3 separate regions of the Homo sapiens genome follow, and all the other regions are linked to region 3. A link is a contact called in ENCODE Hi-C or POLR2A ChIA-PET data. All regions are on one chromosome and are shown on one strand. The core of a region is the stretch at or near the end of the contact, and the rest is flanking DNA. Distances in the headings are between cores, read along the strand shown.

Evidence for each region. Hi-C counts contacts between places; a loop is a spot of excess contacts on that map. ChIA-PET counts read pairs that join two places held with the same protein, here RNA polymerase II (POLR2A). Pooled maps may share reads with other maps.
Region 1: a map of psoas muscle shows a loop between it and region 3 (4-fold over the local background). The contact joins two enhancer-like sites. A Hi-C loop is called at or near these places in 3 of 168 maps with a recorded cell type or tissue (Right ventricle myocardium inferior, gastrocnemius medialis and psoas muscle) and 2 of 50 pooled maps. POLR2A ChIA-PET finds 5 or more read pairs at or near these places in 3 of 52 experiments (H1, HEK293 and endothelial cell of umbilical vein).
Region 2: a loop to region 3 is called in a map of CD8-positive, alpha-beta T cell, with 4 times the contacts of the local background. The contact joins two enhancer-like sites. A Hi-C loop is called at or near these places in 3 of 168 maps with a recorded cell type or tissue (CD8-positive, alpha-beta T cell, PC-3 and dorsolateral prefrontal cortex) and 3 of 50 pooled maps.

What each region holds. Positions count from the first base shown.
Region 1 is chr11:19,811,960-19,815,698 of GRCh38, reverse strand. All of the region lies in intron 1 of NAV2 (neuron navigator 2), which reads right to left. Among named protein-coding and RNA genes, the nearest start is that of MIR4694, 54 kb to the right of the region's middle. Within about 2 kb of position 1,953, at least 3 of the 41 ENCODE cell types and tissues checked have a DNase peak (open chromatin) inside an H3K27ac peak, as active enhancers do; they include psoas muscle, where a contact is called at or near this core.
Region 2 is chr11:19,894,298-19,898,087 of GRCh38, reverse strand. The region is part of intron 6 of NAV2 (neuron navigator 2); the gene reads right to left. Among named protein-coding and RNA genes, the nearest start is that of NAV2-AS3, 85 kb to the left of the region's middle. Within about 2 kb of position 2,072, at least 2 of the 41 ENCODE cell types and tissues checked have a DNase peak (open chromatin) inside an H3K27ac peak, as active enhancers do.
Region 3 is chr11:19,847,576-19,851,513 of GRCh38, reverse strand. The region is part of intron 3 of NAV2 (neuron navigator 2); the gene reads right to left. Among named protein-coding and RNA genes, the nearest start is that of MIR4694, 89 kb to the right of the region's middle. Within about 2 kb of position 1,958, at least 5 of the 41 ENCODE cell types and tissues checked have a DNase peak (open chromatin) inside an H3K27ac peak, as active enhancers do; they include psoas muscle, where a contact is called at or near this core.

The sequences.
Region 1 (3,739 bases), core at 704-3,203, 36 kb after region 3:
AGGTATTCCAACTCAGTCCAGTCATCTTTATGCCACAAGGCAGTTACAAAAATCAGGCCAGGTCATTCAGATGACCACGATGAAGAAGAAGTTCTAGGATGGAACTGGAAGGAGCCTTGTGTTCCTATGAAGATGGGAATTTGAATTCTATGTCTAATCACCCAGGTCCAGCATGGGATGGGAATTCCCATGCAGGCATATAAGATGTGTTCATCCAACTTCAGAACCACATACAATAGCTGCCTCCTATTGAAATGTCTATTTTTAACATTCTATCTCAAAAGAAATCTCTTCCACAGGGCAGTGAGCCTAGACCCCAGGAGTTAAAAATAATAATGAGAACTCAGGGACATCCCCATTAATTGTGCTTGGCCTGGGTAGTGCTACACATCTAGAGCAAACGACACACATGTCCAATATCCCAGCAGCCTTCCACCTTTAATGAGCCACACACCCAGAGGATGAAGGAACAAGAGGATATCAAATACTCAGAGGACTCAGTAAAGTGGCTCACATGGAAAATGACCTCAAAACTGTGTGAAAACGTATCTTCATGCAGGGGTTTTTTTCCCTACACCTTTCATACCCACATCGTTCTTATCTTTGTACATAAAGGGCCACACAGAATATCTGCTCACCAAAGCAAATGCTTTGCGGGTTTAAACGTTTTTATAATAGATCACTCCAAGGTCAGCTGTATAGAGTAAGCATTAAGCAGATAAGAGAAGCACACTCTTTCCTAGAAAATAAGCACCTGCCAAGCCACCTAATAATGCTAATGTTGCCTAGGAAGTTGGGTTAGATAGGTGGGGGAGAAGGATAAGTTTTAGGAGGGGAGGGTAAACTACAGCATTTTTACAAGAAGAATAGGCTAAGAAGGTTCTCTCTCTGTCATAAAGCCATTGCCTCTGACCACATCAAAGTGACCATTCTACCTGGGCATGGTGGCTCAAGTCTGGAGTCCCAGCTGCTCCAGAAGGCTGAGGCAGGAGGATTGCTTAAGCTCAGGAGTTCAAGACCAGCCTGGGCAACATAGTGAGATCCACTCTCTCAAAACAAACAAACAAAAAAGTGGCCATTCTGATTGTAAAACCAGAGCGCCACACAGCTGCAGGCACCAGGACTGCCATTAGCCCCTGAGTTACAGTAACTGTCTGAAGGTTAAGGAGGCATAAAGGAATAAAAATGCATCTTGCCTTTTTGCTCTGTGAATGCATGCTCCCAAATGGATTCTCGGCAGCAAGTGGAAAGCCATGGGTACAGATGCCTTCCAGCTTAAATGATACCATTCAGGTCACCCTGGCCAGGGGAGGGAGAGGGCAGTGGGCCCTTCCCGGGACATCCATGGGTCTCACTGAACAGGAAATTGCTTCCAGTTTCCCCCAAGCAAGTCCCTCCTTCAATGAAGCCCTCAGGAGTACTCCCTGGCATCTCCTCCAACTCTTTTGCACCTGCTGAGGCCCACAATTAAGAAAACAAGCGAAACCTGCCACACCTGTTGACATCCAGGACCTTCCCAATTTCAGCTTCCTCAGCTTGGCCTTTGGTTTATGCAGTTGTATTTTCTCAGGCCACCAACAATGTCCAGACAGATCTTTCTCTACCTGCTCTAAAAATACACCACCCAGCCCTCACCCTGGGCGGACATATGAAACAAAAAAGCAGCACAAAGGTGGCAGTTAGCTCTTCTAGCTTTCCACAGATGAAAGTCCTGCTTGGAGGGCTCGTGGTCTCTGCTCTGCATAGAAAATAAATTGAAACCATCTCTAAACACAAGTCCAATTCAAATAAACTTCATTGTCTCTCCCCAGAGACCCTGCCAACATCCCTGGAGGTTGCTTACCACTTTATAATGGTCACAGGAATCCCGACTTTGACCCCGAGCGGGAACCCATAAGTTGATGCTTACAGGCATGGCTCAACCCACAGCAGCAGCGCAGTCCTCAGCAGTCAACGTCCCATGCCCTCTCTGGGAGTGTCTAGTTCAAAGCACTGTGGAAGCGTGTGAAGCCTCCAAGGTTAATTTTAGCTGAAGTCACGCACCCGCTGTGGTCAGATTTTCTTACACAGGCCACCTCCTGAATAGCGGCAGCTTATGTTACCCCAACCCACTGGGCGGCCCTCTGGCCCCCAGCCCTGACTCCAAACTGCTGCAATTCTTCCATCTCCATCTCCCCCATCAAATTCTCACCCTCCAAAATAATCCAACTCTCGGTGCTTACATTTTCATGACACACTCAGGGGAAATAAATCACTGTTTCTTTGGCTGCCCCAGGCAAACAAACCTGGGGAATCATTCCCCCACTTGGCCCACGCTTGGCAAAAGCTGGGCATGAAGCTCTAGGCCAAGGGACTGTGCAAACTTCACTTGAACCAGGCAGTGGCTGCTGAGGCCACACAAGAGCAAAACCTTACATGCTTTCCAACTCCTCCAGTGGGGTTTTGACAATCATCCTCAGAGCTTTTAGTCGCATGGTGCCTCCATGTGCCTCATCTTTTGCTTGACTCTGTTGAAAAGAAAAAACAACAGTGCCTGCCCTTACATTTCTCTAAAAGGCCAGTGCAGGAGAGGAATCTACATGTTTCATCGAAAGGTCTCACTCCTGCAAAGAAGAGTTTGAGCCTTCATTCAACTTTGTAGAGGTTATGAAAAGGCTACCGAGACATTGGCATGGGTGCCGGATTCCAGATTCCAACAAGGGAATGAGTATAGGCTTCAGGTGGAAGGTTATTAGAAGAAGTAAATTTCAGGCCTTGCCTCCTGCCAAGCTCAGAGATAGGGGCCTGGCAACTTCATGATGCAATTTGTGCAAGAGTTGCTTGCTGGACTGAATTCTGGTCTCCTCTTAAGATTGCCTTTTTTCATTGTGGACAGGACTATAGAAAGGCGATGGAAAAACTAAGCAAATCCAGAGTGGCCTGCTATGATCGCAGACAAATCCCACAGCCTGTAACCTTGAAGACAAAACTCTGGTATGCAGTGTTTAAATCAGGTGTTAAGGCCACATCTAGAAACTGCTCCAAGTAGGATGAAATGCAATATCTTTGCTCCACCTTAGGTCTACCTGTTACACTACCAAGGCATCTTAGGTCTTTCCTTCATATGACTCATTACTCTTGTAATTATTTAATTCATTCAGGTATTTATTGAGCACATACTCTGGTACTCTGATAATCTTAGAGGATTCAACAGTGTCTAAGGAAGTGCTCTCATGAGGCTTTATTCTACTGAGGATGAGAGGTAGGAGAGAGAGACAAAATGGTAATAAAAAATAAGCAAACTAATATTAGAGAATAATAAATGCTATGAAGATGCATTAGAGAGTGAATGGCCAGGAGTGGAGGGATAATGTGGTTGGGAAATCAAGAATGGCCTCTCTAAGCAGGTAATATTTGATTAGAGACCCAACTGATAAGAAGAGAGCAACCATGCAAAGGCTCAGGGGGTGGTTCTCCCAGACCAGCAGCATTAGCATGGCCTGGGAACTCATCATAAATGCAGATTATCAGGCCCCACTCCAGGCCTATTGAATCAGAAATTGTGGGGGGTGGCAGCTTAGCCGTGCAATTTGTGCAAGAGTTGCTTGCTGGACTGAATTCTGGTCTGCTCTTGAGATTGCCTTTTTTCAATGTGGACAGGACCATGGAAAGGCGATGGAAAAAATAATCAGCAGACTGGGTTTGAACAAGCATTCTGGTGGTCCTCATGCATACTACAGTCTGGGAACCACTAAGCCAT
Region 2 (3,790 bases), core at 823-3,322, 46 kb before region 3:
CCAGGCAGTGTTAATTTATTCAAAGGATGTGAGAGGACAGGAAGAGAAAACACGTAATATCACAAATATTTAAAAAGACAGCTATTTCTTTGCCCCTGAAAATCTGTGATTCTGGTCTGGAGCCCTAGGGCCACTTGGAGTCAACAGAAGTGAGTAGTCTTCCTGCGGGCAAATCTGCTCACATATATATATATATATATAAATCACAGGTCAGGCACAGCTGTGGCTCATTGCTGCTTGCAGGAGAGAGAAAACGAAATCAAAGGCAAATCTAACCATGATGGCAATGATGATACAACAAACAACTTGCAGGTTTTCCTAAAGGTTCTGCAGACTTTCCTCCAAACCTCACAGGCAAAATCTGAGATCAGTCTTTGGGAAAACTAGTAGGTTATGTTGCTGTCCAGGAATATTTTTGTTTTTTATACATGAACTGTGTACTTGGTCACCACCTTATGGAACAAGTGAATGAATTTCATGGGAGTCTCTAGGCCTTTTCTAGCTAAGAAGTATTATATACTATCACTTTTTCTTTAGCTTCATGTCTCAGTGGGTTGTTCTGTGTAACCAGAACTAAATTCAGTGATGATGGTAGGAGGGGGCATGATTTTAAGATAAATTCTTTAGGATTTCCCTACAAAGCATAAAGTGCTCTATGGGTTTTGAAAAGTTGCCTGTTACAATTTTTAATTCCCTTTTTTTTTAATTACACTTTAAGTTTTAGGGTACATGTGCACAACGTGCAGGTTAGTTACATATGTATACCCGTGCCATGTTGGTGTGCTGAACCCAGTAACTCGTCATTTAACATTAGGTATATCTCCAAATGCTATCCCTCCTCCTCCCCCCACCCCACAACAGGCCCCGGTGTGTGATGTTCCCTTTCCTGTGTTCATGTGTTCTCATTGTTCAATTCCCACCTATGAGTGAGAACATGCGGTGTTTGGTTTTTTGTCCTTGTGATAGTTTGCTGAGAATGATGGTTTCCAGCTTCATCCATGTCCCTACAAAGGACATGAACTCATCATTTTTTATGGCTGCATAGTATTCCATGGTGTATATGTGCCACATTTTCTTAATCCAGTCTATCATTGTTGGACATTTGGGTTGGTTCCAAGTCTTTGCTATTGTGAATAGTGCCGCAATAAACATATGTGTGCATGTGTCTTTATAGCAGCATGATTTATAATCCTTTGGGTATATACCCAGTAATGGGGATAGCTGGGTCAAATGGTATTTCTAGTTCTAGATCCCTGAGGAATCACCACACTGACTTCCACAATGGTTGAACTAGTTTACAGTCCCTCTTAATATTTTTTAAAAATTGGGACTAAATGTTGAAATATTTTTGTCACTTACTGACAGAATAATGAAATTCTAATTTAACTTACTGATGTCATTAGAACAATTCCTCCGAGTGAAATTCTTAGGTCAACGGGGTCACACATTAAAGCCTATGAATTGCAGGCTATGACATGGATGACCCTTGGGGACATTATGCTAAGTGAAATATGCCCATTATTTATATTATTCCATATTTTTATGCATATCCTATCACATTTTGATAGATAAAATTTTCTCAGTGTTTATTTTCCAAGCAGTAAAGTGCTTTATAAGTAATTATTTAATTCTTCAGTAGCTCTGTCCCATACACAAAAAGACAAATGCTGTGTGATTTCATTCACATGAGGTATCGAGAGTTCTCACTCATAAAAACAGAGAGTAGAATAGTGGTTGCTAGGGGCTGCTGGTGGGAGGTGGTGAAGGAGAGTTATTGTTTAATGGGCACCGAGTTTCAATTTTGCAAGATGAAAAGGTTCCAGGCATTGGCTGTACCACAATGTGAATATACTTAACATTATTGATTAAAATGGTGAAGAGGGTTAATTTTATGTTATAGGTATTTTGCCACTACTTTTTGAAAAAGTAGTCTATGAATTGGCTCACCTGAGAGTGCAATGCCAGATCCTGACACAGTCAGAGTCTGACTCACTTACAGGAAGGCTTCGGTGAAGGAGCAGGGGTGATGGGATTACATCACGGACTTTACCTCACCTGAAAACAGTCCACACCTCAGCTACAGCACCCACCACAACAAACTGTGGCTTATCTGTTCACAAGAGCGTCCCTCCCCGAGACAGAACTCAAGGTGAAGGACAAGAGGTGACCTCATCCAGGTACCTGTTGTGTCTTACCCGGGTGGTTATTTCACTCTGCATGTGGGCTGGCTACCTCAGGAGCTGCAATCAACAGGTCAGACTCAAGGGAAACCAAGGAAAAAGGTGAAGGAAATGCAGAAGTTTCTGAAAGTAAACTTCCACTGGCTTTTTACCTCAGGATGGTTGAAAAAGTTAGTATAAAAAAAAACCTGGGACAGCCCAGGGTAGGAGAGAGAATAAATGCACCCTTCTACAGACTGGGACCACCATCAGTTATTTTTATCATTGTGAATCCTCACAGGAGTTTTCCATCGTCACAGCTCACATAACACTCTCACAGGTACCTTATCCTCATAACAGACCTCCCCAAGGACAGGAAGAAGCCAGAGTTTGAATCCCCGAGTGGAACCTGGATACAATTCCAGTGCTTAGTTACCAGCGAGGGCAAGTTACTTAATTTCTATTAATCTCATTCTCTCTGCCTGTAAAATTGAGTTAACAGTATTTACCTCACAGAATATTTGTAAAGATCAGGTACCATACTGAAAATCAGGCCAGGCGCAGTGGCTCACACCTGCAATCCTAGCACTTTGGCAGGCCGAGGCGGGCAGATCACTTTTGTAGTGATCTGTAGTGGAGTTAGAGACCAGCCTGGCCAACATGGTGAAACCCTATCTCTACTAAAAATACAAATATTAGCTGGGCATGGTGTTGCACACTTGTAATCCCAGCCACTTGGCAGGCTGAGCTAAGACTGTGCCACTGCACTCCAGCCTGATTGACAGAGTGACACTCTGTCTCAAAAAAAAAAAAAAAAAAAAAAAGAAAGAAAAAGAAAAAGAAAAGAAAGAAAATCAAAGTTCCTGGCATATAATATGCACTTAATAAATAAGTATGATAGCCGGGCACAGTGGCTCACGCCTGTAATCCCAGCACATTGGGAGGCAGAGGCGGGCGGATCAACTGAGGTTGGGAGTTCGAGACCAGCCTGACCAACATGGTGAAACCCCGTCTCTACTAAAAATATAAAATTAGCCGGGCGTGGTGGCACATGCCTGTAATCCCAGCTACTAGGGAGGCTGAGGCAGGAGAATCGCTTGAACCCGGGAGGCGGAGGTTGTAGTGAGCCAAGATCACACCACTGCACTCTAGCCTGGGCAACAAGAGCAAAACTCCATCTCTAAATAAAAAAATAAGTATGACTTCCCTTTCTTTCTTCTGACACTAAAGTCTTTCCCTGGGGCATTGCCTCTACTGGAATTTGCACCATGGTCCTTTAAGGGGCCTCGTTGTTCTCAGGCTGCTCAGAGCAGATATGGGAGCCTTTGCCCAGGGCAGGGTCAGGTCAGTCACTGTCCTAGCATTGGCGGGCACACCCATAGGCAGCTGTAGAACACAGTATACTTCTATACCTGTTAAATCCACCAGGAACTTTTATCTTTATTTTCTCAATTTTTTGGACTTGAGTCTCACATCCATCTTTCAGACTCTTTTATGATAGCTTCTCCCCAAATGAGTATAGGGCAAGGGCAGACTGGCCCGCGAGGAGAGGCCCAGCGCAGGCTTTTCCTAACACCTTCCCAACTTTCTCCTCCTGTGCCAGTCAACCAGCCCTCAACAGGCGAAGCTTC
Region 3 (3,938 bases), core at 709-3,208:
GAGAAATTCAATTAACTGGCCCAGCACACATACCCCGTGTGTGGAACCTAGGTCAGCCTGATCCCAGAGCCCATGCTTATTCTTCTTATCCCACATCTCCTTCCCAAAACAGAATGTCTCATCCTGAGCCTCTGCCTATGCCTAGATGAGGGGCTAGGGTTACAAATGGAATGTCTGCCTTTCCATGTCATAGTGAGTCTTTTTTTTCTTCTTTAATCAATTCCTTTACATGTAGAATAGCAAAACAGTTAAGGGAGTAGACTCTCGAGCCAGGCTTCCAGCAAACAAACCCCAGCTTGCCACTTACTAGCTGTGTGACCTTGGGCAAGTTACTCAACTGCTCTCTGTCTCTGTTTCCTCATCTATAAAATGGCAATCACAATTGTATATGCTCTCATAGAGTTTTAGGAAGATAAAATCAGTCAATACAGATAAAATATCTAAACCAGTACCTACTCTAAGTGTTTGCTATACCTTGTTAAATAAAAGCATGGTGGAAAGTCAGGGACAAAGGTGCTACTGTGTGAGGGGAAAGAATGAGAGGTTCTTTATCACAACCCACAGCTGGCCCCTGGCAGAGCACATTAAATGGCATCAAGGTCTAAGTTCTCCATTCTTTTTAATGGAATGGATAAAATATATTCCTCATTCTATAGGATGGTTATGAGAATAAAATGAGTTAAAACATGGAAGGCACTTAGAACAGTACCTTATCATCATTTTTGTTATCAACATTAATAAACTGGTGGTTGTGAGGGTGCTTAATTAAATATGCTCACCTCAAGCAACACAAAAAACTCAATAAACTAAAAATTAACCACAAGTCCTGAGAGTAATTACAATGTTCTATTTGGGTCCTCTGGATAAACTGAGGAAGAAAAGAATTAGGGAAAGACACTTCTAGAACAGCACTACATATCTATTTCTTAAATCCTATTAGGAACTTCCAAATTAATACTGAGTGCTCAAAGCACTGCTCAGCTGTAGATAATGAAATCAGAATAATGGTATGTTAGAATCCTCCAGCTACACACACACACATTCAGGCCAGCTCCCTCCCTGGTCTTTCCGTCTGTCCATCTACCCATCCTGTATTTACTAAATGCTGACTACAGGCCCAGTCACCAAAATGACAGACGCTTAGGATACTCAAGTGAAAGACATGGTATTTCCTTCAAGAAGATGAGTAAACAGACAACCACAAGAGAGTGTATTATGTTAAAAGCAGGCACAGGACACTTGGGGACACAAAAGATGATAGGCACCTCATTATGTCAACACTTTGAGGAAACAAGTGACCTGAATATTAAAGGTCACACTGCCCAGGAAGGGGCAAGCGGGAGATCAGTCCTGTGGCAGACTGGACAGTACTTTATCTGTAAATAAGTACTTTGTATATTACCAAAGTACAAAGGCATGAAAATACACGGCCTCTTTGGCATACTACAAGGTATCTGGTCTCGCTGGGGTGTAGAGTTTGAGTGGCCAAGTGGCAGGAGAGGATGGTAATCAGATCTTGAAGGATCTTCTATTCCGTGCTAAAGAGTATGGAGAGGGAAATGGGAAGGCAATGACAGTTTTAAACAGGCATGACTGAAGAGACAGACAGACGTGGAGGTTGTTGCCACCTTTGAAAGACAATGAACGATGGCCAACACATAAGATAGTGTGTATATGCTGCCCTGGGTGGGAAGCAGTGGATGCTTCCTGCTGATCTTGGCCCTGAGCTCTTTCTACTTTGCTTTAAATTCTAAGTGGCCTATGGACTTTTCTTCATTCCTTCTTGGTTCTGCAACATGTGTGTGCCCTTAGAGCTGTGTAAAAATAGGCCCAGGGCCCAGGGAAGAGGCAACTCAGCTGCCCAAGGATCTCAGACACTCCCCAGGCATGTGGCCGGCTTTCTGGCAGCTGTTGGGAGGGCTCAAGGTCACTGGGCCTGGAAATCTGATCCCACTGCAGATGGCCTTTTCCTGGCCCAGGAGGCTCTGGAGAGAATGTAGCCAGAGAGGTACCTGGCGCCAGGGCTCTTCGAGGCCAATTCAAGGAGCTGCCTTTCACAAGGGGCCACCTGCCCCTGTTTCAGCTTTCATGTTGCCATCAGCAGGTCAACTCAGGCCCTTTCCAGAAATGTTCCATCTCCTCCCTTTTTGCTAACTCTCAGCTAAACCTAACTGGTTCTGCTGTAGCTGCAGATGAAAACTAAGGAGAACACGGCTTGGTGAGGTGGAGACTATTTTTATGATACCCCTTCTCTGTCACAGAGGTAAACACCATATCTCTGAAAATAGACTTGGGTTCGAGCTCCAACTCTGCCTCTCCCTAGGTAAAGAATCTGGGACCACGAGCACCCTTTTAAATCCTCAGTCCCCATGTACAAAATATAGACAATAACTGCATCTTTATCATAGGGCTGTTTTGAGTGATTGAGTAGGCTCTCAGCACATAGTCTGGTGCATAGTGAGTGATCAATAAATGTTAGCTCATTAAAATCTCATGGTAACCCTGCGAGGTGTTGTTCTCTTCCACATTTCTCACAGAAGGAAGTGAAGTGCTAAGGCCAAGTGGATTATCCAGGGCCACTTATGATGGGACTGAGCGAGACTGACCACAGTGTTCTGTGACATGAGATCTCTCAGGGGTTTCCTTTGAGTCCAGTGCTATCATTCAGAGAGATGTAGGCATACAAATGAATTCAAACCCCACTAAACAAGCCCCCACCCAAAAGCAGAGTTGGCTGTTCCCGAGGCATGTCTGTTTTTTAACAAATACTTAAGTCCCTTGAAAAATCATCAAAAGAGCTAACATCTACTGAGGCCAGCAACTCTGTGGCCAGCAACGTGCCAGCACTTCATGTAGATTGTCTCATGGAAGCCTTAAAACAACCCCATGAGGCAAATACTGTTACTACCTCTGTTATAGGAACTGGCTCCCTTAGAGACTAAGGGACACACCTGGGTTACAAGCAGTTGGCCTTCCCAGCCCTTGCTCTCAGCTGTGATGCCTTGCAGAGGTCAGAGGTAAGACCTAATCCGACTTCACAGAAAAGAGACTGAGGAGGACCAGAGAAAGGAGGGCTGGAGCCAAGAGCAGAGCTGAAACCTGACACTGCCATGTTCCTTCCTAGGCTACATCCCGCTGCATCTCCCCAGGTGCTGGCCTCCTGCAAGGGGCAGCTATGGTGGCCCTGTCCTGGGCTACCTACCCCTACTTATAGCAGCTTTTATCACTCATATATGGGGTTCCACAGCTTTTATTTGGGAAAATGAGGGGTTCTGCTTATGGAATAGAAGTTAGAAAATCACTGCCTGGCCCTTCTCTGTGCCTAAGTGCAGATTCCTACTGTCTTAGGAACTCCAGTGCTGGCATTTTCCATAGAGCTCCCTGAAAGGACAGGGTGAGAAGAAGGGCTGTGCTCTATGCAGCAGGGGCACCAAACCTGGAGTCTATGGAGCCCCAGGGCATACATGAGCTGGCCTCTGGGGTTCATGATCTGCTCAGGTTGTATGCAAAATTCTGGGATAAGTGCAATTTGGGGAGGAGAGAGCTAGAAGATTTCTGAAGGGTTCTCAGATTTCCAAAAGGTTCTATGTCCCCCAAAACATGAATGATCACTGAAAGAAATCTTCATTATCGTAGTAACTGCCATATACTGAGTGCTGATTATATGCCAGGAGAATAGGGATAATAAGATCACCCGCATCAAAGGGCTGTTGGGAGGATGAACTAAGGGGACATGCTGTATTTGTAAAGCACTTAGAATGGTGCTTGGCACAAGACAAACACTGTAAGCTTTGGTTATATTTTATCACTTTAATTAATATTATCCATTATTATCATTTTCATTGCCTCATTAGTCTTCATGAAATCTTTATGAGGTATGTATTATTATCAACCCCACTTCATAGAACAGGAAATATGAGGCTTCAAAGAGTCAAGTA